Regions from separate parts of the Homo sapiens genome. Here region 2 is linked to region 1. Evidence: chromatin loops called from intact Hi-C (ENCODE). Cell type or tissue: IMR-90. All regions are shown on one strand. Each heading gives the region's core, and the rest is flanking DNA. Links, peaks and the distances in the headings are about the cores only. Region 1 holds the start of LOC124904604 (a long non-coding RNA gene). Region 2 overlaps SDCCAG8 (SHH signaling and ciliogenesis regulator SDCCAG8).

What was found. Peaks named below come from ENCODE experiments on the same cell type or tissue, not always from the same donor. Only the 100,000 strongest peaks of a DNase experiment are listed, where the experiment ranks them.
Region 2: it touches region 1 in a loop (15-fold over the local background); 7 of 110 quality-filtered maps call a loop at or near these places.

What each region holds. Positions count from the first base shown.
Region 1 is chr1:241,890,792-241,907,177 of GRCh38, reverse strand. LOC124904604 (a long non-coding RNA gene) reads right to left here and starts at 10,961. Exons shown (of 4, transcript XR_007067056.1): 1 at 10,576-10,961; 2 at 10,146-10,219. RefSeq lists silencers at 11,845-12,045, 12,885-13,085, 13,385-13,585. In IMR-90, for the core only: a CTCF peak has its summit at 10,622 (motif pointing left); no DNase peak of the experiment used is centred there.
Region 2 is chr1:243,317,722-243,334,107 of GRCh38, reverse strand. It overlaps SDCCAG8 (SHH signaling and ciliogenesis regulator SDCCAG8), which reads right to left. Exons shown (of 18, transcript NM_006642.5): 10 at 3,416-3,568. Among named protein-coding and RNA genes, the nearest start is that of MIR4677, 20 kb to the left of the region's middle. In IMR-90, for the core only: a CTCF peak has its summit at 8,603 (motif pointing right); a DNase peak (open chromatin) is centred at 8,597; H3K27ac peaks cover 210 bases.

The DNA of each region.
Region 1 (16,386 bases), core at 5,651-13,650:
TTGTTTTTGTGGGGGGACAGAGTTTCCCTCTTGTCGCCCACGCTGGAGTGCAATGACGCAATCTCATTCACTGCAACCTCTGCCTCTCAGATTCAAGCGATTCTCCTGCCTCAGCCTCCCAAGTAGCTGGGATCACAGGCACCTGCCACCATGCCTGACTAATTTTGTATTTTTAGTAGAGACGGGGTTTCACCATGTTGCCCAGGCTGGTCTCAAACTCTTGACCTCAAGTTATCCACCTGCCTTGTCCTCCCAAAGGATTGGGATTACAGGGGTGAGCCACTGCACCCGGCCCTAAATTAGGTTTTCAATCTTGTCTGCCTATTAAGCTAGGTTATAGTTCATCCACAAGGATTCAAATATAAAAGTATGAAGTCCTTCTCAGGCCATATTTAGTTTGCTTTAACAATATATGTGAAAGAAAGAAGCATTTACTGTCCCTTCCATTCTTCTCAGGATAAAGTCCCCTCTTCCTAACTGTCTCTCAAGGTCCTTACGCCCCTCCGGCCTCGTATGTCACTGCTCCTTATCTGTTTCACTTCTCAAAGCTCCAGCCACACCAAAATTATTATAGCTCTTCAAACAATCCATCCTGTTTGCTGTGCCTAGAATATTCTTCCTTGTCTTCTTGGTCTGGCTAATTATTTCTCACCATATATTTGCTTAGAGGTCACTTCCTTCAGGAGTTATTCCTGGACTTCAAATCTGAGTTAGATGCCTTAAGTGCTGTCTAGAGTACTGTATGCCCCTATCACATCGCATGGGAATGTGCTCACCTATTGTGACCATACAATAGAAACCTGCTTTTTTTTTTTTTTTTTTTGAGACAGGGTCTCACTTTGTCAGTCAGGCTGGAGTGCAGTGCCTCAATCTTGGCTCACTGTAGCCTCCATCTCCCCAGCTCAAACGATTCTCCTGCCTCAAGCCTCGCAAGCAGATGGGATTAGTCACGTGCCACCATGCCCAGCTAATTTTTGTATTTTTAGTAGAGATGGGGTTTCGCCACGTTGGACAGACTGGTCTCAAACTCCTGACCTCAGGTGATCCGCCCACCTCGACCTCCTAAAAGTGCTGGGATTACAGGCGTGGCCCACCGTGCCCAGCCAAAACCTGTTTAATGAATGAAATAAAGTTTGGAAATGTGTATTTTACTATGAATCTATGGTATGCCACTTTCTACATAACATTGACATGTGTACATATATAAATTGTGTGTGTGGGGGTGTGTGTGTGTGTAGGTAAGTACTATATTGGGCGCACACTTACTCTAGAGCAGAAACCTTCTGAATCTGGTCTCTGAGGATGTTGAGGTGGGTCACAGGGTAAGGACTAAACCTCTGTACACCTCATAAGAACAGAGTAAGTTCTGCCTAAACAGCCATACTTACCAAGGGAACAGAGTCAAGGAACATAGTGAGGGTGGAGAGTCATGGGGCATTCTCCTGAGTCCAGCCAGAAGCAGAGTGAATGTTCAGGAAGACTGACCAGCCAAGTTTATTATTATTATTATTATTATTATTATTATTATTATTATTATTAGATGGAGTCTCACTCCATCTAATAATCGTATCACTGCACTCCAGCCTGGGCAACAGAGTGAGACTACATCTCAAAAAAAAAAAAAAGAAAAAAAATGGTATCGGGCACGTCCAGAGCCAAGGTCACAAGAGAACTTGCACCCTCCACTTTTGCCCCCTTGGAATGCAGCCCTGAAACCACCATATAAGGAGCTGTTCTAGCCTACTGGAGGATGAGAGCCATATTCGGGGCTCCTGCCCACACGCAGGGGGTGAAATCAAACTCCTCAAGGACCTGCCCACATCTACCACAGAAGACAGTAAAATAGATCTCCACCTCATCACATGAAACCATCACACAGGTTAACTAACCATTTCTTGCTCAAAAAAAAGTTAGTACTTAAAAAATTTCCAAGAGCAATCAAAACTTTTCTTCTCAAGAAACAGCATAAAAAGAGAAACCAAGCAGGAAACGGCCTCAGTGTCCTTTGCTGAGGCTCTCTCTCTAGGCCATCCTTACTACCCTGCGCCCCTCCCGGGTTCACGCCATTCTCCTGCCTCAGCCTCCCGAGTAGCTGAGACTACAGGCGCCCGCCACCACGCCCGGCTAATTTTTTTTGTATTTTTAGTAGAGACGGGGTTTCACCGTGTTAGCCAGGATGGTCTCGATCTCCTGACCTCATGATCCGCCTGCCTCGGGCTCCCAAAGTGCTGGGATTATAGGCGTGAGCCACCGTGCCTGGCCCAGGCTCTCATTTTTTTAAGGTTGGTGAGTCCCCAAGAGTAAAAACTCTGCAGTTTGGCAGATATTTATGTGCATAGTCCAGCACAGTGGCTGATACATAATGGATGCTTCTTAATGCTTTCTAATTATGCTAATTAGAGATTATTAACTATTTCTAAATGAATTAATGTAGAAATTCATCTTACTGGGCTGAAGAATGGGGAGTGCATGGAGTTTGGGGTGCACCTATTGGGAACAAAGGGGTAAGTTGTATTAAGACTCACTTTTCGGTGAAGCCACTAGAGCCCCCACAGCATCTGGAGTCTGACGGGAATTGGGATCTAAGCCTGACTGGTTTTCCCTTAGTCGTCCTTAGTCTGCACTGCATTAACCTTAGCAGTTCTGAGAATGCAGAGTGTTCTAAAAGAGTTCATTAAAATATTGTAATAGATGCTCTGAAGAAACTGTCTGCATCAGCCAAAACCTTCGAGAGGTTGTGTCCAGTTCAGGAAGACTGACCAGCCAAGTTTATTATTATTATTATTATTAGATGGAGTCTCACTCTGTCACCCAGGCCGGAGTGCAGTGGCATGATCTTGGCTTACTGCAACCTCTGCCTCCCAGGTTCAAGTGATTCTTGTGCCTCAGCCTCTGAGTAGATGGGACTACAGGTGCATGCCAACATGCCCAGCTAATTTTTGTATTTTTAGTAGAGACGGGGTTTTGCCATGTTGTCCAGGCTGGTCTTGAACTCCTGACCTCAAGTGATCTGCCTGCCTCAGCCTCCCAAAGTGCTGGGATTATAGGTGTGAGCCACTACGCCCAGCTGAGCCAAGTTTATTTACTGAGCCCCTATCAGCTATTTTGAGTTCCATATCATTTTTATTGAGTTCAGCTGGCAGGTGACAACTTCAATCCCTTCAGCTTTATCTGTTAAGTTAGCAGCATTTGGCTTGCCTTGTGTTGTCCTGTGTAGGCGGAAGCTGGGTGAGGGAAAGGCCTGGTTCCTCTGCTCGGTGATTCTCGCAGGTGGACTAAACGTTTCCTACTGAAAATTCCCTCCCTGACATCAGAGGGAAAGAACCACTTAGGGGCAAAATGCTGTCAGTGGGCTTTACAAATACCTGGAAACAAAGTTATCTGGACTAGTTTCCAAAGGTTATTTTGGGAACTTATTACAGAAATTTAATAATTGAAATACAGTACCAGTAAAACGTTAAAATAACACAGAGAACCTGCTGTTACAGCAACATTGGGAGCTCTCACTTTCTCTTTTTTTTTTTTTTTTTGAGATAGAGTCTCACACTGCTGCCTAGGCTGGAGTGCAGTGGCATGATCAAAACCCACTGCAGCCCCCACCTTCCGGGCTCAAGTGACCCTCCCACCTCAGCCTCGTGCGCACGTACACTGTGTCACCTATGGAACGGTGGTGAGGACCTAGACCATGGTCAGCTCCTGTGGGACCAGGAACTTTGTTTTCGTCCAGCAGTGGCAGGAACGTCTCTCTGGGGGTAGCGCTCCACTATCACCTGTCAAGAATTTCAGCATAAATTTCTTCTGAAACAAGTGCCTAAGAATGTGACTCAGAGTTCTACATGTCTTAGGAATTCAGAACAGAGAGAAGGCCATTGGTTGCTTTTTGTTTTTTCCAAGAATAGGATCAGAGGTCCCCCTAACAGAAGTCCAATGGTGTCCCCCCAACAGAAGTCCAATGGTGTCCCCCCAAGAGAAGTCCAATGGTGTCCCCCCAACAGAAGTCCAATGGTGTCCCCCCAACAGAAGTCCAATGGTGTCCCCCCAACAGAAGTCCAATGGTGTCCCCCTAACAGAAGTCCAATGGTGTCCCTCTAACAGAAGTCCAACGGTGTCCCCCTAACAGAAGTCCAACGGTGTCCCCCTAACAGAAGTCCAGTGGTGTCCCCCTAACAGAAGTCCAGTGGTGTCCCCCTAACAGAAGTCCAGTGGTGTCCCCCTAATAGAAGTCCAATGGTGTCTCACTGGGATCTTCTTTGGGAACTTTGCCCAGATTCCAGCAACTTCCTCTTGTCTGGTTGCTGTGACGATTTCAAGTATAAAAGAATAAGCAAATGGCAAGGCAAGCCATAGCTGCTCTTCTTTTATTCCCCTAGTCAGCCAGAAAGGTACCTCTAGAACTTTACTAAGTTCTTCCTCTGCTTGAAAGGTCTGAGGCTTGGGATTTTCAGTGGAGGCAGCATTTTACTCAACATCTGTGTCTATGTCTGACTTAAAAAAGAAAAAAAAAATCCTGCAACCAGGACCTAACTCGTTCTTCCAGCTGCTTCCAAATAGCCTGCAGGAGCCTGAAGGGAGGCCCCTCTGTAGGGCTGAGTGACATCACGCCTCTCCTCTCCCTCCCCTCTTCCCACTCCCGCTCCCTGGGCAGCAGGAGGTCAGTTCTGAGGTTGGAAATGGAATCACCATCTGTATATTGGTCAGAGAAAGTCACTTTGCTCACTATTAGTTAAGAATTTATCTTTGCCAAAGAAATTAAGGTTTACAATGTGGTACTGTAATACTAGTCTTCACTATAATATGGTCTCATAGGCCTTAGCTCAGGAGCTCTGGATAGAATTAGTCTCAAGCGAGGACTTTTTTTTGAGACAGAGTCTCGCTCTGTCACCCAGGCTGCAGTGCAGTGGCACGATCTCGGCTCACTGCAACCTTCGCCTCACGGGTTCAAGTGATTCTCAAGTAAGGACATTTTAATACCACAGTTATAAAGCGGACAGAAGATTGGGTCACCTTACCCTGAAATATGTTGCCATTTTTCATAGTGAGAAATAGAAAGGTTGAGCAATTTGCCCAGATAAAGAGGTGAAACTAGCATTAAAATCCTGATGTGTTATCAAAGTATCATTGTACTCTGCAGTTTTCCAGCATATTTTATCATACTTCTGCTGTTTCAGGAATGTAGGTAGGACCATTATCATAACTAAGAGTTTGCATGTAATAGATGATGAAACTGAGGTCCATAGAGATTAACTTACTTGCCTAGGACCAAAGAGATGCTTAGACAGACCCAGTTCTCTTTGTTCCCAGACCAGGATGTTCCATCCTAGTGCACTTCTTTTATGCAGGATGGTTTTAGGACTTAGCTTCCCTGTCTAGAAAAAGATGCTGCTCTTGACGTGGACCACTTCCTTGCCCCAGATCCAGGAGCACAGTGGTCCTTCCATGATTCACACACATCCTTTTTCTGAGAATAAACAGGATCAGGCTAGGCACATTGGCTCACACCTGTAAACCCAGCACTTTCAGAGGCTGAAGCAGGAGGATTGCTTGAGGCCAGGAGACTGAGACCAGCTTGGGAAACAGGGAGATTCCATCTCTACAAAAAATTTTTTAAAAAAATTAGCTGGCATGGTGGCATGCACTGTAGTCCCAGCTACTCAGGAAGCTAAGGCAGGAGGGTCGCTTGAGTCCAGGAGGTTGAGGCTGTAGAGAGCCATGATCTTGCCATTGCACTCCAGCCTGGGCAATAGAGCAAGACCTTGTCTCTAAACAAATGAAGAAACAAAAAAAATAAACAGGACCATTAGTATCTGTTCCATTGTTACTAGATGGCCCACCATCTTTAGAGGTCTCATTGCTGTGGGGACTGCTCTGGGACCATTCCATGATGAGTTATTTGACATCTGAAGAGTCTTCAGTCAAATGAGGATGATGGAGAGGAAAATGGCCAAACATTTCTAGGTCTGTTGAGGGACAGAAGGAAAAATAGTTTCCTGCTTTTTACCTATTAAAAAAAAATCTCATTTTTTTTCATTTAATTTTGCATTTCCTCCTGCCTAGGAAGCTGGGGCAATGGTTTCTGAGCTCACTCTGAGTCCTTGAGCTCCCAGGTAATGGAGAGAACTTGGCCTCTGCAGTCAGAAGGATTTCTTAGTAGGCTTCTATATCCTAGGCCACTCCGCCATGAGCAGTGTCTTCCCTGACTCTGCCTAGGCACGGTGGAGTGAGCCAGGGCAGTGACTTAAGTTGTTTCATAAAGCTCTGCACCAGGCTTGGCCAGCTTGGCTAAATGCTGAAGTCCAAAATGGGTCCTGGCAAATCTTGCACAAAGATACGATTGCCCCTTTCTCAGCCTCTTGGGTCCTTTATTCACCCAGTAACATTTAACCAATTGCTTGAGCATTGGAGCTCTCATAATGTTTTGTTGTTATTGTTGCTCAAGAAGAAAGAAATCTCTATTTTTAAATACTAGCTTCATGGGATTTTCCATCTATGGTTATCTATATTTTATTTGAGAAAAAAATTATTATTATTAACATTTAATGACCCTGTTAGTTAGGATAGGCAATGCTATGCTGCAATAAGAAACACACCCCCTGCCAAGAGCAGTGGCTTACATCAGTAATCCCAGCACTTTGAGGGGCTGAAGCAGGAGGATTGCTTGAGGCCAGGAGTTTGAGACCAGCCTAGGTAACATAGTAAGACCCTGTCTCTACAAAAAATTTAGTCAGACATTTTGGCTTGTGCCTATAGTCACAGCTACTTGGGAGGCTGAGGCAGGAGGATCATTTGAGCCCAGGACTTTGTAGTTGTCATGAGCTATTATTGTGCCATTGCACTCCAGCCTGGGTGACAGAGCGAGACCCTGTCTCTTAAAAAAAAGACATAAAAAGAAATAACCCCAAAATTAATAATTGAACATAAAAACGTCATCACAGTTCAACGCATGTTGGGAGTTTCTCCTGTTTGGCTCCTCTCCAGGAAAAATTCAGGTACAGAAGTTGTTTCAGACTTGCAACTCTGTCATCTGAGTTCTTTGTTTCTAGAAGTTCAGATGAGAAAATAGATGGAAACAACACATTTGCTCTTAACTGCCCCAAACTAAAAGTGCTTGAAGTGGCTAAACTAAAAGTGCTTAAAGCAACTACTGAGTGTCCACCGGCCTTCCATAGATAAGCATTAATTACATGACCCTACCTATAATGAATGAGCACCTTTTCTCCACAATGGTTGTTTGCTATGTCAAGCAACTACTATGTTCTTTATTGGTTTTATATTTTAACATTCCACCAAAAAAAAAAAAAAAAAAAGAGAGTGAGAGAGTGAGAGAATGTGGACTCTAGAATTAGATTACTTGGATGTGAACTCTGGTTCTCTTACCTACTAGCTGTGTGACCTTGGGCCAGTTGAGGTACCCCTCTCTCTGTCTCTGTTATCTTGTGTGTAAAATAATAATATCTACCTATGTAGATGGGGCTATGAAGTGGGGCTATGAGCATCAAATGTGTTAGTTGATCTATGTAAAAAAGACTTAGAACAGTGCCTGGCACCTACCACTCAACAAGTGTGAGTTACTGTTTTCACCATTTTGTTGATGAAGGGCCGAAGAATCAGAGCAGCTCCACGAATCCATGAACAAGACAACGCTGGGCGAGACAACAGACTTGGCCCATCAACATCAGCTTCTTCAGCATTATAAACTTTCTCAGGAATAGGGAGGAAGTGTACTTATTAAGTATGCTTGACCCTGTGCTAGTCACATATATTTTCTCAATTATTCCTTCTAAAAAAGAGAACCGAAACTCAGAGAAGCAAAATAACATGCATAGCTGCTGGATTTAACCATGCTCATTTCATTACAAAATCATGTGCTCCTTCTTGAATTTTAAATAAAAAACTTGCTGGTGGGAAATCTTGCAGTCTTAGGGAAAATATTTTCTGAGACATCCCTCTAAACAGTCTCCTCCTCCCAGAAGCTCTTACATGTCCAGACCCCCCTGTTGCCTCCACTGTATGGATTGTCACAGATCAAAATGGAGAATGCACACTCTACCCCTCCAAACGTCAGACTACTTCTTTCCTGCTCACCAAATGCTATCACAGACGGTCCTTTTAGAAGTCACGCCATGGCATCCTGGAGTGAAGGCAAACAGGCTGCCTCCAGCTCCTCTGGGCTATCAGGGGAGATAATTTAAGGTCCTACTGGCTGGGTGCAGTGGCTCACGCCTGTAATCCTAGCACTTTGGGAGGCTGAGGCAGGTGGATCACTTGTGGTCGGGAGTTCGAGACCAGCCTGGCCAACATGGCGAAACCTTGTCTCCACTAAAAATACAAAAATTAGCCAGGTGTGGTGGCGTGTGCCTGTAATCCCAGCTCCTTGAAAGGTTGAGGCAGGAGAATCGCTTGAACCCCATAGGCGGAGGTTGCAGCGAAGCGAGATCGCTCCACTACACTTCAGCCTGGGCAGCAGAGAGAGACTCAAAAAAAACCAAAAAAATTTAAGGTCCTACCTCACAGCTCCCACAATCCACTGTCATAGTAGTGCCTTGTCTCCTTTCATGAGTCAGCTTTGCAGGTGTTTGTGTCTTATCCCTGGGGATGAAAAAAGATGTTCTGACACCAATAACTCTAACACAAGTCTGGAAAACAATTTGGAATCTGGGTTGCAGAAGGTAGCAGACACTAATGGAGCTCCAAGCCCATTTTTCTAAGATCCAGAGCAATTTCTTGCTTTCTGCACCTCTTGCATTTATTGTAATGTACTCCCAAGAAACCTGGCCATTAGCTCTGTATCTGCTTAAGAAACCTCCACTTTCAGAATCTTCAAGGCTGGAAGGAGAATGCAGCACCAGTCAGGTACCGTGACCTGAAGGTTGGCACCTTCGGAATTTTCCCAGCCGGATCCCAGCCATGTCTCTTCAGGAAACATAGGATTTGGAACCTGACAGCTTGAATGGGACATTCAACGTTTGGATTCTGAAGAATTCCAAACGTTCTTCAGGAATATTCGCTATAGATAAAAGTTTTATTCTGAATAATAAGAATGTGGAAGGCTGACCATATTTTACATTAATATTGTCCAATATGTTTATGTTGAACTTTTCTTCTACACATGAAATCTGAATTGCTCTGACTCATTACCTGCGAACATTTCCTTTCCACTGTGGGGCACACAGAAGTAACCAGGAGGCTGGGCGCCGTGGCTCACGCCTGTAATCCCAGCACTTTGGGAGGCTGAGCAGGCAGATCACCTGAGGTTGGGAGTTCGAGACCAGCCTGACCAACATGGAGAAACCCCATCCCTACTAAAAATACAAAATTAGCCAGGCGTGATGGCGGGTGCCTGTAATCCTAGCTACTTGGGAAGCTGAGGCAGGAGAATCGTTTGAACCCGGGAGGTGGAGGTTGCAGTGAGCCGAGATCACGCCATTGCACTCCAGCAGCCTGGGCAACAAGAGTGAGACTCTGTCTCAAAAAAAAAAAAAAAAAAAAAGTAACCAGGACACAGCACCTAACATTCCTGGGTGCAACACTGGATCGTTCTTTTCTCGTTTCAGTTATCTGCATTCGCTGAGCCATTTGCTACTTGTGTCTAATTTGATCTAAGTCAAAAGCATACCTGATAAAATGCCCTAGCAGGAAATTGTATCCCAGAATGATTTACATCATGGAATGGAGTAACCTAATGCTTCCAAGGAAGACTGCCAGGCATTTCCCCCTCTTTCAGTCCCCTTTCTATGAATTGACTTTATATATTTTTTTCTGGCTAGTAAAATTATTAAAACATTCCTCCTTTGGCTTAATAAATTAGCTTTAAAATCTTAATTGCCGCTGGGCACAGTGGGTCATGCTTGTAATCCCAGCACTTTGGGAGGCCAAGGTGGGTGGATGACTTGAGGTCAGGAGCTCCAGACCAGCCTGGTCGACATAGCAAAACCCCGTCTCTACTAAAAATACAAAAAATTAGCCGGGCATGGTGGCATGCGTCTGTACTCCTAGCTACTCAGGAGGCTGAGGCAGGAGAATCTCTTGAACCTGGGAGGCGGAGGTTGCAGTGAGCTGAAATCACGCCGCTGCTTTCCAGTCTGGGTGGAGTCTCAAAAAATAATAATAAAATTAAAAACTAATTAATTAATTAAAATATTAATTACCATGAAGTCTTGTGAGGCTCTTCACTTTTTTGAAAGTACAGTACTGAAATATTCAATGCAGCATTCTTTGAATACTGAAAAAAGATAAATAATCTAAATGTCATTAAGAAACAAGTAAATTATGACACATGCATTTTAAAGAGTTAAGAGAAGTATATTAATATCCACAAATTTCTTATACATACATAGATATTAATGATGTTCAAATTATATGCAGATTGAAAAAATTAGTTGCAGAAGTTGTGTTTTCAAAGTCTCAGAAAACAACCTGATAACAGGGGAGGAAACTAGGATTAGCATACTAATCAAAAGTGACTTGAAATTGATCTGTAATGTTGGACTTTTTATGTGGGAATATATTTGTGTGCTACTTGTATAATTAAGATAAATAAAAATAAAACATTGTATAAAAAAGTGGTTTTACAATAACCTCAAAGGTGCCTGGAAGGTCTCTGAGGCCATTCAGGTGTGGAGGAGCTGCCCTCTTGTGGAGTTTTGGAGTAGTTTTTACTCCCGAATCAAAGAATTTACTGTGTGTTTTCATTCAGAAAACACTGGAGTGCCAATTTCAGACTTAGAGATCAATCTCTCATGATTGTCCTGTAAGAAAAAAGACAGTAAAGGTTTCGTGGCTTTCCAAAGGTCACTTAGAGTTTCAGGCAAGTCATAATTACAGACCAAGTCTTCTGATTCCTAGCTGGTTCTTTCAACTATTCTGCCTCCCCTAAAGCATGAGCCAGTTAACTGTTAAATAAAACCCACTGTGGCCGGGCGTGGTGGCTCATCCCTGTAATCCCAGCACTTTGGGAGACTGAGGCGAGTGGATCACGAGGTCAGGAGATCGAGACCATCCTGGTCAACATGGTGAAACGCCATCTCTACTAAAATACAAAATTTAGCCAGGCATGATGGCACTCTCCTGTAGTCCCAGCTACTCGGGAGGCTGAGACAGGGGACTCACTTGAACCCGGGAGGTGGAGATTGCAGTGAGCTGAGATCATGCCACTGCACTCCAGTCTGGCAACAGAGCAAGACTCCGTCTCAAATAAATAAATAAATAAAACACACTGAAATGTGTTTAGAAAGACTTCAGGTGCTATACAACATACAGTACCTGGTATGAGAAGTCACTGAATAATAAGAATGTGGAAGGGTGACCAGATCACCAAGGTCTTTCTGGGTTTTTGAGAAACAAGGATGGACAATGCTTTTATTTTGTACTGGATTGTAAAATTTAATTTTAAAAATCTTGTTTTTTTTTTTTTTTTTTTTTTTTTGAGACAGAGTTTCACTCTTGTAGCCCAGGCTGGAGTGCAGTGGTGTGATCTTGGCTCACTGTAAACTCTGCCTGTCTCTTGGGTTCAAGCGATTCTCCTATCTCAGCCTCCCAAGTAGCTGGGATTACAGGTGCGTGCCACCACGTCTGGCTAATTTTGTATTTTTAGTAGAGATGGAGTTTCACCATGTTGGCCAGGCTGGTCTTGAACTCCTGACCTCAGGTGATCCGCCTGCCTCAGCCTCCCAAAGTGCTGAGATTACAGGCAGGAGTCACCATGCTCGGCCTTAAAAGATCTTGTTATTGGGGTAAAATATACATAATTTTTATCATCTTAACAATTGTAAGGGGATGATTAAGTGGCATTAAGTACCTTCATATTGTGCAACCATCACCACCATCCATCTTCAGAATTTTCCATTGTAAAACTGAACTGACATATTTAATAGAAGCATTACCCTCAAAGCTGCATCTAGCCATTAAGCAACATCTGAATGTAATAAGTTGAGTATTGGGGCAGAATAGGGAAGTGACCAGGACTTGTCTCTAGCCACAGATGACTCACTTACCTGTTTCAAATATGTGATTATGCTACGGCCCAGTTAATTCTTCTGGTCATGTTATATATAGCTGTATCCCTAGACTTCTCTAGCCTGAGATGATCAAGGAATGAATAAAGGGTGATGATGGGTCCTCTATGACCCGTTAAAAAACAAAGATTTGGGACTTTATTTCTGCCTAGGATGGAGGAAGCTGGAAAAAAGATTCATTCTCACATTAGTAACAAGAAAAACTGGATAATCTACAAAATCATAACTTTCCTTTAAATCATTAGAGGGCTGGGCTGGGTGCGGTGGCCTGTAATCCCAACACTTTGGGAGTCTGAGGCGGGCAGATCACTTGAGGTCAGGAGTTCGAGACCAGCCTGGCCAACATGGTGAAACTAAAAATACAAAAATTAGCCAGGCGTGGTGGCAGGTGCCTGTAATCCCAGCTACTTGGGAGGCTGAGGCAGAAGAATAGTTTGAGCCTGGGAGTCAGAGGTTGCAGTGAGCCAAGATCATGCCACTGCACTCCAGCTCGGGTGACAGAGTGAGACTTCGTCTCAAAAAAATAAAAAATAAAAAATAAAATAAAATCATTAGAGGGCTAAGATTGCAGGGCAAAAGTAGCCTGAACTCTAAGGATAGATGGGATGGCCCAAGGACAGCCACAATGCTAGCACTGGCTTATCTGGGACACAGCATGGAAGGATGATGGGGCCTCTGTATAACAGAGTAAGAATTCAACTAAAGTTTTTTCTTTGCTAGTTTTTGTTTGGTGTTTTTGTTTTGTTTTGTTTTGTTTTTGACAGGTCTCATTCTGTCACCGGGGCTGGAGTTGAGTGATGTAATCATGGCTTACTGCAGCCTTGACCACCTGGGCTCAAGCGATCCTCCCACCTGAGCCTCCCGAGTCTGAATTTTGCTAGTTGTACACTCATGCTTCATTCAGTTCAACATGTTCCACTGTCCTCTGAATCTCCTGCAATGTAGCAGGCAGCTGAACCCAGAGGCATAATCAGACTCATTTCTAATCTCTGTGGCAAAACTATAGGTGATGTTGAGCCCTTTCATTAGCAGGCATAAAATGTCTGGTTGTCTTTCTTTTTTTTTGAGACAAGGTCTTGCTCTGTCATCCAGGGTGGAGTGCAGTGGCACAATCACAGCTCACTGCAGCCTCAATCTGTTGGGCTTAAGTGATCCTCCCATCTCAGCCATGGGGGTAGCTGGGAATACAGGCACATGCCACAGCATCTGGCTAATTGAAACAATTTTTTTTTTTTTTTGTAGAGATGAGATCTCAGTATGCTACCCAGGCTGCTCTCGAACTCCTGAGCTCAAGCAATCCTCCCTCCTTGACCTCACAAAGTGGTAGGATTAGAGGCGTGAGCCACTGTGCCTGGTCTTTTTGTGATGTTAGAGCAATTGATGCACAAAATTCAAATTTATTGATCCACTGGGTATTGAAAAATATATGATCTTAATTATTAGAACACTAGAAAGAGATATGTCCTTCATCTGCCATTTAGTTACCCAGTTGTACTGTTCATAGAGGAAAGACAGGAAAATGCTTTTTTGCTTCAAGTTTTCAAGACAATGAATACTCCATCATCCTCCAAGGTGACCAATTATTCTTAATGTTTATGATGGGTTTTAGTAAATTGCAATTATCTTCTTTGAAGACCAAAGTTTCCCACATTTGCACAGTGGGGGCCCCTTTAAGCTGGCTCTTGAATCTTTTGGAAATTACCTAGCAGCCTTTGTTAACCTCTATTTTTATTTTGTTTTGTTTTGTTTTGTTTTTGAGATGGAGCTTCGCTCTTGTTGCCCAGGCTGGAGTGCAGTGGCGGGATCTCGGCTCACTGAAACCTCTGCCTCCTGGTTTCAAGTAAGTCTCCTGCTTCAGCCTCCCAAGTAGCTGGGATTACAGGCATGCGCCACCACGCCCGGCTAATTTTGTATTTTTAGTAGAGATGGAGTTTCACCATGTTGTCCAGGCTGGTCTTGAACTCCTGACCTCAGGTGATCCGCCCACCTTAGCCTCCCAAAGTCCTGGGATTACAGGCATGAGACACTGCACCCAGCCCCTCTATTTGTTGTGACAAGATGTCCTAGGCTTATCTTTTACACTTCCTGCCAGACTATTTTCCCCAAATTCTCGTTTTAATGAAAAAAACAAAAAGGTACTTTGAAACCACAAGCTGACGTGTTAAGCATCCTGATAGTTATGAATTTGTATTGAACATACTGGTACAAACTCATGAATGTGTATATTCACACATATCTACATGTATTCATATACATTCATGAGTTTATACCACTACGTCCAATTCAAATTCATAGCCATAGGTTTTTTTTTTTTGTTTTTTTTTATTTTTTTCAAAAAATTACATGTTCTGTATTCTCTATCTCCTTTTCCTCACATTAAAATCCCTGGTTCTAGGCTGGGTGCAGTGGCTTATGCCTGCAATCCCAGCACTCTGGGAGGCCAAGGTGGGTGGATCACCTGAGATTAAGAGACCAGCCTGGCCAACATGTTGAAACTCCATCTCTACTAAAAATACAAAAATGAAGCTGGGCATGGTGGCACACACCTGTAATCTCAGCTCCTTGGGAGGCTGAGGCAGAATTGCTTGAACCTGGGAGGCAGAGGTTGCAGTGAGCTGAGATTGTGACACAGCGAGACTCCATCTTGAAAAAAAAAAAAAAGGGACCCTGATTCTCAAGAAAACAGGATTTCAAATATCCTATAAATAGTAATTATTCTATTCCAGTCTACACACAGTCCCAAAATATCAGACTACCACCAGCTAAACCAAATGTTTTTGCATATGCTTTTACATACTATACTTTAACTCTTAAATTATATAAGCAACACATGCTTAATATTCACCACCAGTCTGTCACTATTTCTTTAGTCATTGTGGTTATCTGGAGCTCATTTTCTGATGTTCCTGATGAAGAGCTTAAGGGAACAACATTTCCCATTTCCCAAATTTGTCTATGTAGGATAAGTTTGTACCAGCCTTTTATGCTTATAACTTTATTAGATATGAAAACCTCAGCTCACATTTTTCTTTGGGTATCTCGAAAATGGTCAATCCATTTTCTTCAGGCATAAAGTATAATTGTGAAGAAAGTCTGATCACCATCTTTCATTTCACCTGGTTTTGCCTAGCCAAAAAGTTTTCTCCCTTTAAAGTATTATATTATTTATGTCCTGGTGTTAGCTGCTGCTTAGGTACCACAGTTCACTTTTAAAATATTGTTTTATATATTTAAATAAAACATTTTCTAAGATTATAGGGTTTTGTTGTTGTTTCAAATTCCTATTATCTGTATGTTGGGCCTTGTCATTTTCTAATTAAACAAAAATTGGGTTTTTTAAATTCCTTTTTATTTTTACCTCTTTTTAAAGGAATTATCCATAGTGTTTATATTGCATCTCTGGTATCTTTTTATTTCCAGTGTTTTCCTGAGTTTATCTTATTTCTGATTCTTGTAATCCTAAATTTGTCATATTTTATATCATTTTTCTAATATCTTTTAGCACATTTTAAACGAACTAGTTTTGCTCTGCTCTGTAGACCTTTCTGATAGATCTTCATTGCCCAGAAATCTTATCTTTGCTCTTTCTTTTCATTAAAATAACTTTGTATGAGATTCATCTAAAAACTTTCCTTAGTTTCTTAAGTAAATTCCATTTCCTAAACTTTGAGAAGGAAGCATGATTCACGGGAACTTCCCTGTTTCTTTCTAAGTGTTCAAAACCAGTATTCTGCTGAGAGATTTTGGTTGACTATCCCCTATTCTACTTGTATTTGGACCTTCTCTTCATCTTTCTCTTCTTCAATTTGGCTTCACCCCAGCAGTTTCTCTTCTGTGGGGAACGCTGTCCTGGAAGAGAACCTTGGTGAACTCAGCGAATCAGTTCTAACACTTTCTAGGGGCTAGCTTGCTTCAGTCCTTCAGACCTTAATACAAGCCTCTTGGACTCACCCACCTTTGAAATGGGCAAAGCCTCTCCCACTTGAGTGCTGTTTTCAACCTGGCCTGCTGTTTCTGTGATGACCCTGAGGTTCTGTTCTCAGGCCATTAGATGCCGTTTCCTCACTCTGCTTCACCTGAATTGATGCCAATGCCAGCTTGTGGTCTTGTGGCTATCTTCACCCACTTACGTTGCTCATGGATTTTTATTTTGCTATCCAGTTGCTATTATATGGTGATTTGGAGATTGAAAACTATGGCACTGCTGCCATCTGCCCTTTCTCCCACACTAGTTTTAAAGATTTCCAAAACCAATCCTATTTCCAGCCTTATTCTGCACCTCTGGCTTTAGAGGAATCTGGATATCTCCATTTGTCAAGCTTATTAGATTTTTACCTCTTCTAGTCTTCTGCCACTGACAATTATCATTTCTTTG
Region 2 (16,386 bases), core at 5,312-13,311, 1.4 Mb before region 1:
AGATGTGTGGGGTGAGAAAGACGGGGGAGAAAAGGGTGACAAGATTTCTGTGCTGGATAACTGGATAAATAGTGGATCCACTGGGATAGGAGGTGGAAAGTAAAGCTGGTTTGGGAGCTCAGTATACAGTTAAGGATCTAGAAATCAAATAGCTTTAGTCTTGAAGCTTTAGGTCCTAAGGCTATATATACATGGAATTCAAGCTATAGTACTGCTAAAGACACCTAAATCTTTAGCTCCCTGCTAAACTCCAGAACCTCCTATCAAGCTGCTTTCTGGATGTGTCTCCTTTATTGTCTCAAAGGCACTTTAAACTCAGAGTAATGTAAAAAGCACACATCATCATTCTCCCAAATCAAGAATATGAATTCAAAGAAATCATAGAGAATCTTTTAAGGAGAATAAGACTGAAAAAAAATCAGTAAATATAGTGTAAACAGATCTTCAGTGAACATAGCAATGGTAATTTCACTGGCTGTGGCATGGAAGTTGAAATGCAGTGGGCTGAAGAGTAAGTGAGAGGTGACAAAATAAAGACAACATGTATGGACAAATCTTTCAAGAAACTCGACTATTAAGAGAAAGAGTCAAAGAGGGAGATGGAATTACTGACGTGGTTTCCAACCTTGGCTGCACATTGGAATCACCTAGGTGAGTTTCAAACACACTGACACCTGGATGCTTCTCTCAGACATTTTGATGTAATGGGTGTGGGGTACTGTTTGGACAATCAGATTTTTAGAACTTCTTGCGTGCCAAAAATTAAGAACCACAGATTAGAAGAAAGATTGTTCCTTTCAACAGTAAGAGACATCTGAAAATATTTTCCTGAGGATAAGAAAGAGACTGTAGTGAAGGAAAGATTGATTCAGAAAAGTGGAACAAACAAATGGAATGAGTTCCTTGAGGGGGTGAAAGGAGACGAGGTCCATGGGAAGGGGAAGGGATTAGGAAGACACCTTTCCCATTCAGACTGGGTTGGAATACAGGTGAAAATTTATTTTAAGGCATGGACAAGAGAAATAGTTGAGGTGGTCATCACCCAACGGCTTCCATTTTCTTTGTTAGTTAAGTAAGGCTCTCTGCTGAGAATAAGAGGAAAAATGGTATTATAGAGAATTTGAGAAGAACAAGTGATTTGAAACAGTCTTTAAAGAAATGCATTTAAGATACCATCACTTCCCACCTGGACTACGATAATCACCTCCAGACCTGGACTACGATAATCACCTCCAGACCTGGACTACGATAACCACCTCCAGACCGGGACCACGATAATCACCTCCAGACCTGGACTACGATAACCACCTCCAGACCGGGACCACGATAATCACCTCCAGACCCGGACCACAATAATCACCTCCAGACCTGGACCGCGAAAATCACCTCCAGACCTGGACCGCGAAAATCACCTCCAGACCTGGACTGCGATAATCACCTCCAGACCGGGACCGCGATAATCACCTCCAGACCGGGTCTGTGATAATCACCTCCAGACTGAGACCGCAATAATCACCTGCAGACCTGGACAGCAATAATCACCTCCAGACCGGGACCGTGATAATCACCTCCAGACCTGGACTGCGAAAATCACCTCCAGAGCTGGATTATGATAATCACCTCCAGAGGGGGATTATGATAATCACCTCCAGACCTGGACTGTGAGTCACCTCCAGACCTGGACTACGATAATGACCTCCAGCTGATCTCCAGGCATCTATTCTGCTTCTCCTTCCAATCCACTGACAAAATGATTTTTCTCAAATATAAATGGCATCGTGACACTGACAAATTCAAAGCCATTCAATGGCTTTCCATCCCTTTTTGGACAAAATTGAAAATCCTTCATATGGATTTTAAAGCCATTCATGATTCCATCCCAACATAATTCTCCAAACTCATTCCCACTACTCTGCTCCTCTCTCTCTATGCTCCACCCATCAGGGCCTTCTCCAAATTCCTAGAAAGTGCGATGCTTTCCAGGTCCAGAGTCTTGGGTGTGTTATATTCCTGGGCCTGAAACCCTCTTCCCCTCTTCACCTGTCCATTCATCAATGCTTTCAGGTCTCATTTTCAACATCTCTTACTCAGGAAAGTCTTTCGTGACTGCCTAGACAAGGTCAGATTCCTGTTACACATTCCCACGATATCCTAAACCGAACCTTATGGCTTTATCACAATGATGATCGAAAACTCACTTATGAAAACATTTGTGTAACATCTACTTCTCCTACGAGTTTGTAAGCTTCATGAGGAAACTGCATCGTTCCTGTGACTACAACATTCCCAGCCCCTCTGGTTAATATCTGTTGAGTGTGGAATGAATAAGAGAGAGGAAGGCAAAAGAGGACTGCTAGAAAGCACTGAAAGGACCGTGGACACCGAAGACCTGGAGTCTACAGCCATGTCATCTGCAAGGCTGTGTGATTTTTACCAGCAGAGATCACCAATCCAGGGCAGAGAAGGTAGGTAGTAGGGTTTTGACAGACACAATTTTTAAAAATGGATAAGAAGACAAGGACATTTACAGGAAATGCCTGAGTTTACTCTTATTAAGACTTAAAACTCATAGGGCAGAAGTTGTGATTTTTCTCTTTACATATCTTTAGGCCTCCACATTGCTTTGCACACAGCACATACTCAGTATATACTTACTGAATAAGTTAATTATCACACATTGAATCTGATAACAACATAGCATTTAGAGTACAAGCTGTGAGTCCACTTTTAAAAACAAACATGTAACACAGTTGTTTTGGTTACTTGATGGACCACAACTTGCTCAATTCGAGTCTAGTTAGCAATTTTAAAGCTAGGTCCCACTCAACTCTGTATTCTAGTTTGTGAACTCCTTTTCAAACACTGCTTGTTTCATGTTATCTGTTCCTTTTGCCTTAAATCTCTCCCTTCATCTGGTTACCGTCATTATTCATCATGTAATTTGTCAGAACTGATTTCATACAGAGTGCATAATCACTTTTTCTTGGTTACTCAGTTCCTTACAAGTGTTTCATCTTCTGCATATTTAATTTAGGGGTAGGAGATAATGCAGGGGAAGTCATCTCTCCTTGATTTAGCCAAGGTTGAAATAAAATCTGGGTATCTTCATAGCACGACTCTGGGAAACACGAGAGAGGGAATCCAACAGAATGGCAGGATTTAAAGTAAATTTTGTAATTTCATTGTATGGAATCTAACTGATTATTTTATTTGAAAAGATCAGCATAAACTATTGAGAAATATATGAAAAGATAAAACATTTTTATGAATTCTAAATTATACGAAATTTAACTACTTATATAATAACGATTTTAAAATTTAAAGTTCATTCAAGAACTCCAGCCTATGGAATCATCAATGGCATCATAAAAAACCTTTCTTCTGCAATGTGGATAACAGCAGAGTCCTTAAGTACCTTTGATCCCATGTACTCCCTTTCTTTCGTTATTTCCTTTTTCATCATGTCTTTCTCAATGGCCCTTTTCTCTTGCTGAGATGCAAGTTCTTTTTCAAGTCGCTCCGCCTGCCTCTCCAGCTCCTTCCTCAACTGGTCACACTGGATTAAAGCCTGCCAGGATAGAACAGATTGAAAGAGGAGGTTAGAATTTGGAAAAAATATAGGTAAAATGACATAATTAAGCTTTAAGTATATTTAAAATAGCAAAAACTCACTATAAAGCCCATTAGAATAATTTTTTATTGTTTATCAATACCACTTATTGACCTAAAAGAGTATCCAAATGTTACATTTATTGACATATTTCAATTTTCATGATTAAAGCCATATTAATTAATCAATGACAAAATTCAGGTAATGAACCTTGATGACGGCCACAGATGAGTCAGAATTTTAAAAAAGGGAACCAGAAACACCAAGTGTTCTAATATTTTCAATTATATATCATGTTTATACTACACGAAATACGTAAGTATCCAATTTAACTGATTTCTTATTTGCTCATGGATAAAAATTATTGGAATACTTCAAATGATAGATCAAAATACTAAAATGAAATGTTGAATATATCATTACACACAGGCATCTTTTGTTTAATACTATATAATAATCAAGTTTCCTTAAATATAACTAAGAGAAAATTTAGTTCACTCCCCTTAAACATACAACTGAAGTAAAAATTATGTAATAATCGTAAGTTAAATGGAAAGACTCAAGACAGTATTCACTACTTAGTTTTATAAGGATCTTCCACTTCTGGTAAAGTTCATGATTGTCCTTTACTGTAAATTTCCCACTCTGCATTTCCAGAAATAAAAAATCTCTAACTTCATTTTGGCCACTTTTACAATATCTTTATTTATAACACCCAATAATGAAATATGACTTCAAAAATCCCAATTTGGGGAGGTCTTTTTTTGTATAAATATATGGGGTACAAATGTAATTTAGTTACATACACAGATTGCATAGTAAAATCCCAATTTTTAAAAATCCTAATAAAAGTAAGGTACTATAGTATCTTATAGTCTTATTCCAGTGGCCCTTATGTACAATATCCACCTCACACAACCTCTCTTTTCCCCTGAAATGGTAGAAAGAACCCCAGGTCTCATGTGACTTACATGCTGTATGATTAGAAATTTCATAGTCACATTTGATTTTAATGGAGATGGAAATGGCCTTAGTAAGCACTGTAAGTTTTATGCATAGTTATGCTTCCCTCTGGTGAAAGCTATAATAAATACAGACAATAAATATCTAGGATATGTGAATTTTCCTCTCTTCATCTGGAAAGCATTAAACTCCAGTTTCTTTTGGTCTCTTCTGAAAAGTTTCTATGCTCCCAGGCATAAAATATAAAGGTAAAATTCAGTTGTCTCAGATTAACTAATAAACAAATACAATGAGTAAAAAGTGATTCTTCTAGGGAATTAGTCCCAAGTCAAAATTCCAGCCGAGAATGCCTGGAAAAGGAAATTTTAAATTAGATATTAAAATAAATGAAAAGGCATACTTTTTCTATAATTTAAGCCCTTGGAGCTTGAAATATGAATGAGTTACTTTTGTGATTCAAAATGTAATTGCTCTTGTGAAAAATATTTCACATGAATTGAGTAAATGTTCATAACTCTCCCTGATATCATGAATGCTACTGGTATGAATAGACAAAACGCTTACTTAATATAAACCAATATATCCAATCAGAAAGTTTTCAACTGAACAAAAACTCAGGAGTCATCATCATTAAGTATAGGAACAGCAGAAGAGACTGAAGATCTAAAACCAGGCTACCATGAAAGGCACCTACAGAATCAATTCAAAGAACTCAGTCAACTAAAGAACAAGCAACAGTAAATAATCCTGGCAGGATAAGAGGTGTAATGCCAAGATAGGATGATACAGTGAAAAGCACAAAGTGAGAAGCTGTAAAATCATGTAAACAAAACCACTGCTGAGGCCTTGGTTTTGTGGATGGTCTTCTCTCTATTAGGAATGGCCACCACCAATGGCTGATGATGAGTAATGGGCAACAAAACACTGAATAAAAATATTAGGTTAAAAACTGGTTATTGGCTGGGCGTGGTGGCTCACGCCTGTAATCCCAGCACTTTGGAAGGCTGAGGCGGGTGGATTGCTTGAGGTCAGGAGGTTGAGACCAGCCAGGCCAACATGGTGAAACCCCGTCCTACTAAAATATGAAAATTAGCTGAGCCAGGTGGTGCGTGCCTGTAATCCCAGCTACTAGGGAGGCTGAGGCAGGAGAATCGCTTAAACCCAGGAGGCGGAGGTTGCAGTGAGCCAAGATGGTGCCACTGCACTCCAGCCTGGGCAACAGAGTGTGACTCCGTCCCCAAAAAACACACAAAACAAACAAACAAACAAAAAACTGGTTACTGATGTCTCTTAGCGTGTAACCAACAATTCCATATTATCAAATAGCTTCTAAGGCCGGGCACAGTGGCTCATGTCTTTAATCCCAGCACTTTGGGAGGCTGAGGCAGGCGGATCACGAGGTCAGGAGATCGAGACCATCCTGGCTAACACGGTGAAACTCTGTCTCTACTAAAAACACAAAAAATTAGCCGGGTGTGGCGGCGGGCACCTGTAGTCCCAGCTACTCAGGAGGCTGAGGCAGGAGAATGGCGTGAACCCGGGAGGCGGAGCTTGCAGTGAGCTGAGATCGCACCACTGCACTACAGCCTGGGCGACAGAGCGAGACTCCATCTCAAAAACAAACAAACAAAACAAACAAACAAACAAAAATAGCTTTTACTTTTATTTGCTTTGATTTTAACGTATATGTCCGGTCACAGTGAAGAAAACAGAAAAGCGTAGTAACACTTGGAATCAGAAAAATGATTTATTCTTTCTAAAGATAACTCTCTCACACTGGACCGCACATACTAAAAGATTTGGGTCTAGTAAACAATTATTTATACACTATCTCCATTAAAGCTCTCTCTTAATTCTAGAGTTTCTTCTCCTAGTTTCAGAATCCCTGTCGATTGAGTACCCCTATAACCATTCAGTAAAGACATAATAACTGACTTCTCAAAGGCTAGGTCAGTAAACAATCAACTATCATCAAATGATTATAATTTTAATTTCTACAAAATTATAAATTATAATTTTAATTTCTACAAAATTATAAATTATAATTTTAATTTCTACAAAATTATAATTATAATTTTAATTTCTACAAAATTATAAATTATAATTTTAACTTCTATAAAATTATAAATTTCTATAAAATTATAAATTATAATTTTAATTTCTATAAAATTATAATTATAATTTTAATTTCTATAAAATTATAATTATAATTTTAATTTCTATAAAATTATAAATTATAATTTTAATTTCTATAAAATTATAAATTATAATTTTATAGTAACTGAATGCTATAAACAGGCAATTACCATTAAATGATAGATCTTTATAGGTGACAAAGTTAATTTGGGGCCTGCGGCTGTTATTTCTCTCAGTAGTTCCCAAGTCCTGGCTTCTCTCCCTTTCCCTGAACACGGCCCTTTCCTTGGTGGAAATGGCTGTAGGTCTTGAGAAGTTGGGGAATTATACATTCCCCCCACCCAGCAGACTCATTCCTGAAGGTACCTTTTCTTTTCTGGGAAATTTCTTTAGCTGTGGTCATTCTGTGTTGACATATTAACACTTTTTTTCAAACACAGTTTATTGGACTTGATATTCCCAGTCCTGGTTTTATTAAGCCAAAGGGTAGGCACTACTATCTTAGGCAGTCAAAATATTTTCGAAAACAAAATTTATATCTAGTCAACTAAAATTTTAAAACAGGAAACCTATTGTAGATCATATAAAAGTCCTTCCCAACTGCTAGGGTTAGTTTTCAAGAAATCTTTGTGACAGAATAATTCATAACTAAGGAATTAAGATCTTATGAAAAATATACAGCTCACACCTTTGAACATAAACTTTAAAGCTTACAAACATTTTTATTTTTATGAATAAAGCCCACAAAATTAAAAAGATTAACACATTTCAAACATCTAACTTATGAATAATGCAAACTATTGATTTTAATTTATAAACCCTTGCTAACCAGAAATTTATCAGTCTATCCCTATGTACCATTTTTCAAGATATTTACACTTCTTTTGGGACAGATAATGTGCAAATCAAGAAGCGTTATTTTCTATCCTTGTGACTATAACCAAATAGTCAATGCTTTTCTGATTTTATTTTTAATCCAGGTTTCTAATTCCTGCCTTTCTGACTCCCTGTAATCCAAGAAACAGAATAATTTGGATATTTGAAAAGGGAGAAAAAGTCTTTGTAAATATTTGTTCAACCTACCAGGCTGCTGTTTTAAAAACTAATCTTCAGAATATCACATGTAACCCATAAATATGTACAATTATTATGTATACATAATAATTAACTTTTTTAAAAAGTTCACACCACTTACCCACAAAGATATATGGCAGGATAGGTCTTAGCAAATTGGAAATACATACTTTGTTCAAGTTGTTATGAGTAAAAAAGAAAATTTTTTTTTTCCTTAGAGGGTTATATCATTACAGATATGCTTATGGTAACTTCATGCCACAGCCTGTGCCTTCAGGCCTTTACACATACCTCTCAACAATTTCCCTTCCAACACAAGCAGGCAGGCCTAAGGCCTGGTTAACCTTTTCATCTGCTTCGTGTAGCTTTTTATCAAGGTGTGACTGCACAAGCCTCTACTTTTTCTCTCCATTTAGTCCCAGGTGAATTCTTTTCCTCTTTTAAAATTATCACCAATTGAAATAACTTCCATTTTCAAACAAAAATATTTATTGAGCACCTACTAGGTGCCAGATACTTTGCTAAGTGGTATACATGGATTATTTAACCCTCTCAATACATTTTAATTGGTTCTTATCACTCAATTGAAGAAACTGGTACTTTGAGACATTCAGTAACTTGCCCAAATCAGAGACCTAGAAAGTGGTGAGAGTAGGGAGTTTATCCAAGGTAGTTCCACACAAGAATGTTTGCATGGCATTATATACTTCTCAAGTTATATATTTATTTTCTTATAAAATCCTCAGGCATTTTCACTGCCACAAAGAATGTAAATATATAATTCCTTCTATTTAGCATGTGATACCCAAATGCCACACTAGATGGCAACAAACGTCAAGGAACTAAACCAAGTAACCATTTCATCACTCAGTAATATAAGTAGTTGGGTTTTAAATTAAAATATGTATACCACCTGGCTTTTTAATGCACTTAGAAAGCAAAAATTCTAGTGTGTTTCAACATACCTTCTAGATAAAAAGTACTAGACTTGCAATACATTTTGTCCTTGCATTCATTATTACTAATTTACTGAAAATGCTATAGATTCCTAATGAACAATAGTGTTGCTTGCTCTCAGTTATTAAATTTTTTAAAAAATTAATTACAAATTTCACATTAATAATAATTGACTTCCACTGAACAAACATTTATTGTTAATTAAGACGTAAATGGTCATGTGTGAAATACAATGATAGATGTCACAGACCTGATTTCAAGGTCTTCTGGTGGAGAAAACTGTGTAAACAACTACCAAAATTATACACCACATCAACAGGAATACAGAGGAAAAAGAAGTTAATTCAAACAAGAAGGGGCTGGGGAAAACTTCAGGAAGACTGCCACTTGAGTTGAGCCTCATAGATTGAACAGATACTTCATAGATTATTACAAGGCAGAAAAATACAGCATGTGCAAATCAATGAAAATGGCCAACTGCAGGTCATGTTCTGGAAACAGTGAAGGTGACATGAAAGAGTAGAGTGAAAGAGAAGACTAGCAAAGTTAGAATGGGGCCAGATTTGTCTTTTATTCTACTGCAAGAGGGGAGCTACCTAAACAGGGAGATTTATAACTCAGGAACTATAAATGTTATGAGAGCACTGTGAAAAGTATGCTGGAATTAGATGAAATTTGAGGGAAACCAATTAGAAAGCTATTGTAATTGTCTGCATACTTGGTATAAGAATACGTGAAGTATACCACTGGACACGGTGGCTCACACCTGTAATCCCAGCACTTTGCGGGGCTAAGGAGGGAGAATCAGCTGAGCTCAGGAGTGCAAGGCTGTAGTGAGATATGACCGCACCACTGAGCCTGGGTGACAGAGTGAGGCCCTGTCTCTGAAAAAAAAAAAAAAAAAAAAAGCATGTGAAGATGTGAAGCCTTGAACCAGGGCAGTGGTATAAGAATGAAAAGGTAGGCATAGTTAAATAGAAATTTGACTCTGAAGAGAGAGAGAAAGACCTTGGGAACTGATGGAATGTCAAGAGCAAGCATAGGGAAGAACCGAGATGTTTTAAAGAATGCAAGCCAGGACTGCGGTGAAGATGGTGATGCCTTTGTTTGAAGACGATCATAGAGAAAATGGTAGAAAGAAAAGGAGTGGTAGATGGGAAGGCGGAGCCAATGAACGGTTTGGTTGTGTAGAGTTTCAGACGCCAGCAGTGTATCATCCATAAAAAAAGATCTAGTAGCAGCAAAACACGTAGGGCTGGGGCTCAGGAGAGCAGTTAAAGCTAAAGGCATAATGTGGGTGTATTCACTGGTAATATTTGGCCACGTGAGGAGAAATGAATCCCAGGAAGTCAAGGCAACATGGGAGGAGGGCTGGGAACTAACTCTGAGGAACGTCCACACTTAAGACTTGTGGAAACCAAGAAACAAGTTAAAAGAGACTTAAGAGTAGACAAGAATGGTACAATGTGGACCCATGAGAGTAACATATCAGCTAAATCAAGGGAAAGAGATGGTATGTTATGATAGGCCAGTTAACAGGGTTCCAAATCTATAGAGTTTAAGTCCAATGAGGATTGAGATGAGGTCACTGGGTTTGGTAATCAGGAAGTGACCAGTGATCATGAAGCGAGCACTTCAGTAACATAAAATCAGGCTACAGTTTGTTCAAAGCCTGGCTGCGATGCACTCAGAAGTGAAAGGAAAGCTACCAGGGTGGACAACTGTTGTGAGATGTCTGCCAGTGAAATGAGGAATGGACGGTAATAAACGAAGTGAAAGATGATCACAGGAAAGCTGCTTTTTGTTTACTTAAACAAAGGCTGTGGGCAGGATGAGGGGGAAAAACAGTGGAGAGAAAAGGATAAAGGATGCAAGAAAAATGTGATGACATAGAAGTGGGAGACATCAAAAACGGGGAGAAAGATGTTCATCTTGGGAAATAAGAGGGCCAGAAAAGAAAGGAGAAATAAGGAGAGGAGACATTCGAGGGATGAGAAGATGCTGAGGAGGCTCTTGTCAGTTGGTCCTAATCTTAGTAAAGTGAGAAGTAGGTCATCCGAAGAAAGTGACGTGCCAGCAGTGGAGTTGGAAAAGTGAGGAAAGTGGAGTTCCTGACTAGAGTATATAAGGTCTTCAACTGCAGAGAAAAGAATTGTTCAACAGTACCTACAACCACTGAAGGTGACTAGTATTACTCTTCAGTGGAACTCATTAAGTGGCTTTTTTTTTTTTTTAAGATGGAGTCTCACTCTGCTGCCAGGCTGGAGTGCAGTGGCGTGATCTCAGCTCACTGCAACCTCTGCCTCCCGGGTTCAAGCAATTCTCCTGCCTCAGCCTCCCGAGTAGCTGGGACTACAGGCGCACACCACCATGCCCAGTTAATTTTTGTATTTTTAGTAGAGACGGGGTCTCACCACATTGGCCAGGATGGTCTCAATCTCTTGACCTCGTGATCTGCCTGCCTCAGCCTCCCAAAGTGCTGAGATTACAGGCGTGAGCCACTGCGCCCGGCTATTAAGTGGCTTTGTTAAATGACTTCCTTTAGCAATGCTTGGGAGGCTTGAACTAGCTATTAAAAAAAAAAAAAAGTGTGATTGGGCCTAATTTTCACTGGGTACTTTTGCTGGCAAAGTAGGTAAGCTGGAAAGATAAGAATAAAGGCACTGTAGAGTGCTAGTGAGAACTGAGTTGCAATTTCCTTCCTCAGTGGATATTTACTGAGTACCTATTTATTATGTGTTGAGATCTACGCAAGATGCTACGGATTTAACAGTGATCAGGGTGGAGAAATTCCGTAACACCAGAGATTTTGTAACCAAGGGACTAGTGCAGACTGATTAACCATTGTTTAAGTTGTTACAGATAGCACTGAGCCAAAATTGCAAGTCATGTAGTCCAGGCATGTGCAATGGGAAAAAGCTTTAACCTCCTAATTGTTTTTACTTTATTTTTAATTTTTGTTGAGTACATAGTAGATGCATATATTTCTGGGGTACATGAGAGGTTTAACCTCCTCATTGTGATTACCACCACCCTGGCAGACTGGCTGCACTGGTATCACCTGGGGCTACTTAGAAACACCTCTGAAACCAATCTTCCTGATCTTGCCGCAGAACGAGGAGACAGATTTGAGTGTGGCCTCTTGCCTCCTTGCCAGTCAACTTGCAATAAAGCCTTTTCTTTTCTTAAAAGCCAGTGCCGTAGCATTGGCTTCTATGTGCATAGGGAAGCAAGCCCTTGGCTTGGTGACAATTTTAAAGTTTAACAGAGATTTCTCAAAGAACTTAATATAGAGCTACCATTCAACACAGCAATCCCATTCCTGGGTATATACCCCAAGGGATATATATCATTATACCAAAAAGATACATCAACTCAAATGTTCATCACTGCATTATTCACAATAGCAAAGACATAGAGGCCGGGCATGGTGGCTCACGCCAGTAATCCCGGCACTTTGGGAGGCGGAGGCGGGTGGATCACTTGAGGTCAGGAGTTCAATACCAGCCTGGCCAACATGGCAAAACGCTGTCTTTACTAAAAACACAAAAATTAGCCAGGCGTGATGGTGCACACCTGTAATCCCAGCTACTCGGGAGGCTGAGACAGAAGAATCACTTGAATCTGGAGGCGGAGGTTACAGTGAACCAAGATCACACCACTGCACTCCAGCTTGGGCAACAGAACAAGATTCTATCTCAAAAAAAAAGACATGGAATCAACTTAGGTGCCCATAAATGGCAGATTGGATAAAGAAAATGTGGTACATATACACCAGGGAATGTATACATCCATAAAAAAGAATGAAATCATGTGCTTTGCAGCAACATAGATGTAGCTGGAAGACATAATCCTAAGCAAAGTAATGCAGTAACAGGAAACCAAACACCATATGCTCTCATTTATAAATGGGAGCTAAACATTGTGTACACATGGACATAAGCGTGGCAGCAACAGACACTGCAGACAACTTGGGGGAGGAGAGAGGGGGGCATGGGCTGGAAAAGTACCTATGGGGCACTATGCTCAATACCTGGGTCCACCATATGTAACAATCCTACACATGTACCCCTCTTTCAAAACTAAAAGCTGAAATATTTTTTTAAAAGTTTAATGAAGGATACAGACAAACAAGCAATAATAATACATTTTGATAAATGCTATATAAGTAGTGGTTCTCAAATGGAGGTAAATGTGCCCACCAGAGGACATTTGGCAATGTATGGAGACATCTTCAGTTGTCACAACTTGGGGGAGGAGGGTAAGCTACTAGCATTGAGTAGGTAGAGGCTTCTAAACATCCTACAATGTGCAGAACAGCATCCAAAGCAAAGAGTTACATAGCCCAAAATGTCAATAGCACCAAGGTTGAAAAACCCTGCTATAAAGGCATATAAAGGGTACATCGAATCTAGACAGAAGAGATAAGAGGTTTCCTAGAGGGAGTACCATGTAGGCTAAGATAAGTAAGGCTAAAGTAATATACAGGCAGTGGAGCAGAGAAGAATGCACATGGCACATACAAAGACTCAGAGGCTGGAGAGAGGATGGGATAATCAGCAGGGTTATCACCACCACCGCTATTTATTGAGAAATATTTTGTGCCTGCCTGGGTTTGTATAAGATAACCAATATACATTTTAAAATGCAGTCCTCATTCACAATCCTAGGAGTCACATATTTCTCCATTTTACAGATGAGGAAAAACTGGGGCACAGAGAAGTTAAAGTAACTCGTCCAAGGTCACACAGCCAGTGAATGGTGGGGCCAGAAGTTGAATCTAAGTCTGGCTAACTCTAGTAAGCCCATGTTCACCCCCTAAGCCCTCCTGCCTTTGACGATAGCTGAGTGTACTGGGAGACAGGGCGCGAGAGGAGGAAAAAAGCAGCAGCCTTGGAGGGCAAAAGGGAGCCACATTAGGACAGACCACGGGCATGGGAAAGAATGTGGAGACTGTCTTGAAGGCAGTGAAAATTCACCGAAGAATTTTAAATCAGAGTCACATGATCAAATGTGTCTTTAAGAAAGATCGCTTCTGGCTGCAGTGTAGGGAGTGGAACGAAGGAGGGAGGCAAGCTAGGAAGAAGTGTAATAGATAAATCCAGAGATTACTTAGCTTCCATAAGAAAAGTGTTAATGAGGGAAAGAATTCAAGAAAACGTTAGAAACTCAGATCTGTACTTAGTGACTGGTTAAAAGTTAGGGGTGAAGGACAGGGTGAAATCCAGTTTTCTGATCAGAGCATGTTAGTGAGTAAAAGTGCCATCCAGTAAGAGAATACAGAAGGGGCAGCAGATTTGGGAGAGTGAATGTGTGAGTTCAATTTGAGATGGTAAAATTTATGTTTAAATGGGAAGAAAAGAAGACCAGCCTGGACACAACAGATAAAATGAGAGATAAAAAGAAAGAATGCTGAAGAACTAGAGGTGAAAATGAAGACATGGAGTAGATTTAACTTTGATAGGGAGGAAAGAAGAGCAAAGGCCCTAGTCAGAGAGTGTGGTTTCAGAGAGATCTTAGGGGCATTTCAGTTCATGCAGGATGTTAGCGTAGAAGTAGGGGATATAGTAGAGTTAAGGAAGCTGAAGAGTATTAGTGTTTTGTGTATCAGCAACATGGAAATTCAAACATTTAAGGATGATGAAAGAGATAGAATGAAGAGGAAAAGGATCAGATGTTAAAACTTTTAAAAAGGGGCCAGGCGCGGTGGCTCACGCCTGTAATCCCAGCACTTTGGGAGGCCAAGATGGGTGCATCACCTGAGCTCAGGAGTTTGAGACCAGCCTGGCCAACATTGTGAAACCCTGTCTCTACTAAAAAAACAAAATTAGCCAGGCATGGTGGCGCATGCCTGTAATCCCAGCTACTTGGGAGGCTGAGGTGGGAGAATCACTTGATTCCAGGAAGCTGAGGTTACAGTGAGCTGAGATTGCGCCATTGCACTCCAGCCTGGGCAACAAGAATGAAACTCTGTCTCAAAAAAATGATAATAAAAATAAAAATAAAATAGAAAGGGTCAAAGAGAGCCTTCTCAATTGAGAGATTTTATTGATTAGGGAGGAGAGAGACAACACTGATTTCAAAGAGGAGTGTGATATGGTTTGGATACCTGTCCTCTCCAAATCTCTCATGTTGAAATGTGACTTCCAGTGTTGGAGGTGGGGCCTGGTGGGAGGTGTTTGGGTCATGGGGGTGGATCCCTCATGAATGGCTTGGTGCCCTATTAGTTATCCTGAGGTCTGATTGTTAGAAAGGGCCTGGCCCCTCTCCTCCTCGCTCAGTCCTGCTCCCTTGTGAGGCTTGCTCCCCTCTGCCTGCTGTCAGAGTGAAATCTTCCTGAGGCCTTACCAGAAGCATATGTTGGCACCATGCTTCGTATGCAGCCTGCACAACATGAGCCAAAATAAACCACTTACTTCTCTTTATAAATTACCAATCTCTGCTCTTTCTTTATAGCAATGCAAAACAGATTAACACAGAGCGGTAGCTTAATTTCAAAGAGGAATAGGACCTGAGAGTAAGTGCCAAAACAAAGCCCTGGAAATGGCAGTCAGGAGTGAAGTAACTGCGGTTTCCTCCATCACACCCACCTGAGACGACTTGACTGACACAAGGGCCTTCACTGAAGGTTTTGAAACATGGCATTGAGGGACAGCTAGAGCTCACAACAAATGAAGAAACAGGAGAGTCTGAGGAAACAGTATGTTGGGGAGTTTGGTCATAACTGAACCTAAGTTTCAAAAGGCATGAGGGTCAAACGGGAAGAGTTATGGATGAACTGGATAAAGACAAATGGACATAGCAATGGCTGACAAGAGGCTTAATGCAGAATTGAATAGCCCTAATTTTTTTTTAACTTTTATTTTAGGTTCGGGGGTACATGTGAAGGTTTGTTACATAGGCAAACTCATGTCACGGGGTTTTGTTATACAGATTATTTTATCACCCAGGTATTAAGCCCAGTACCCAATAGTGATCTCTTCTGCTCCTCTCCCTGCTCCCACCCTATATCCTCAAGGAGATGCCACTGTCTGTGGTTTCCTACTTTGTGCTCATAAGTTCTTATCATTTAGCTCCCACTTATACGTAAGAATATGCAGTATTTGGCTTTCTGTTCCTGCGTTAGTTTGCTAAGGATAACTGTCTCCGGCTCCATGCATGTTCCTGCAAAAGATCGGATCTCATTCTTTTTATGGCTGCATACTATTCCATGGTGTCCATGTTCCACATTTTCTTTATACAATCTGTCAGTGATGAACATTTAGATTGATTCCGTCAATTTCGGTTGATTCCATCAATTCCATCGTTTACGTTTGCTATTGTGAAGGGTGCTGCAATGACAATTCACATGCATGTGTCTTTGCAGCAGAATGATTTATATTCCTCTGGGCATATACTCAGTAATGTAGCCCTAATATTTTAATAAAACACTGAGATTCATATATGGTTTAGACCAGTGCTATCCAACAAAACTTTTCATGATAATGAAAATGCTCTATATCTGCACTGTCCAATATTTGCTACACGTGGCCATTAAGAACTTGAATTGTATGCTAGTGTGTCTAGGGAAAATACATGCAACTTTAACGGATTACGGTGTGGCCCCCAAATACAGTAATGAATCAACAGTAACCTCCTATTCTTCA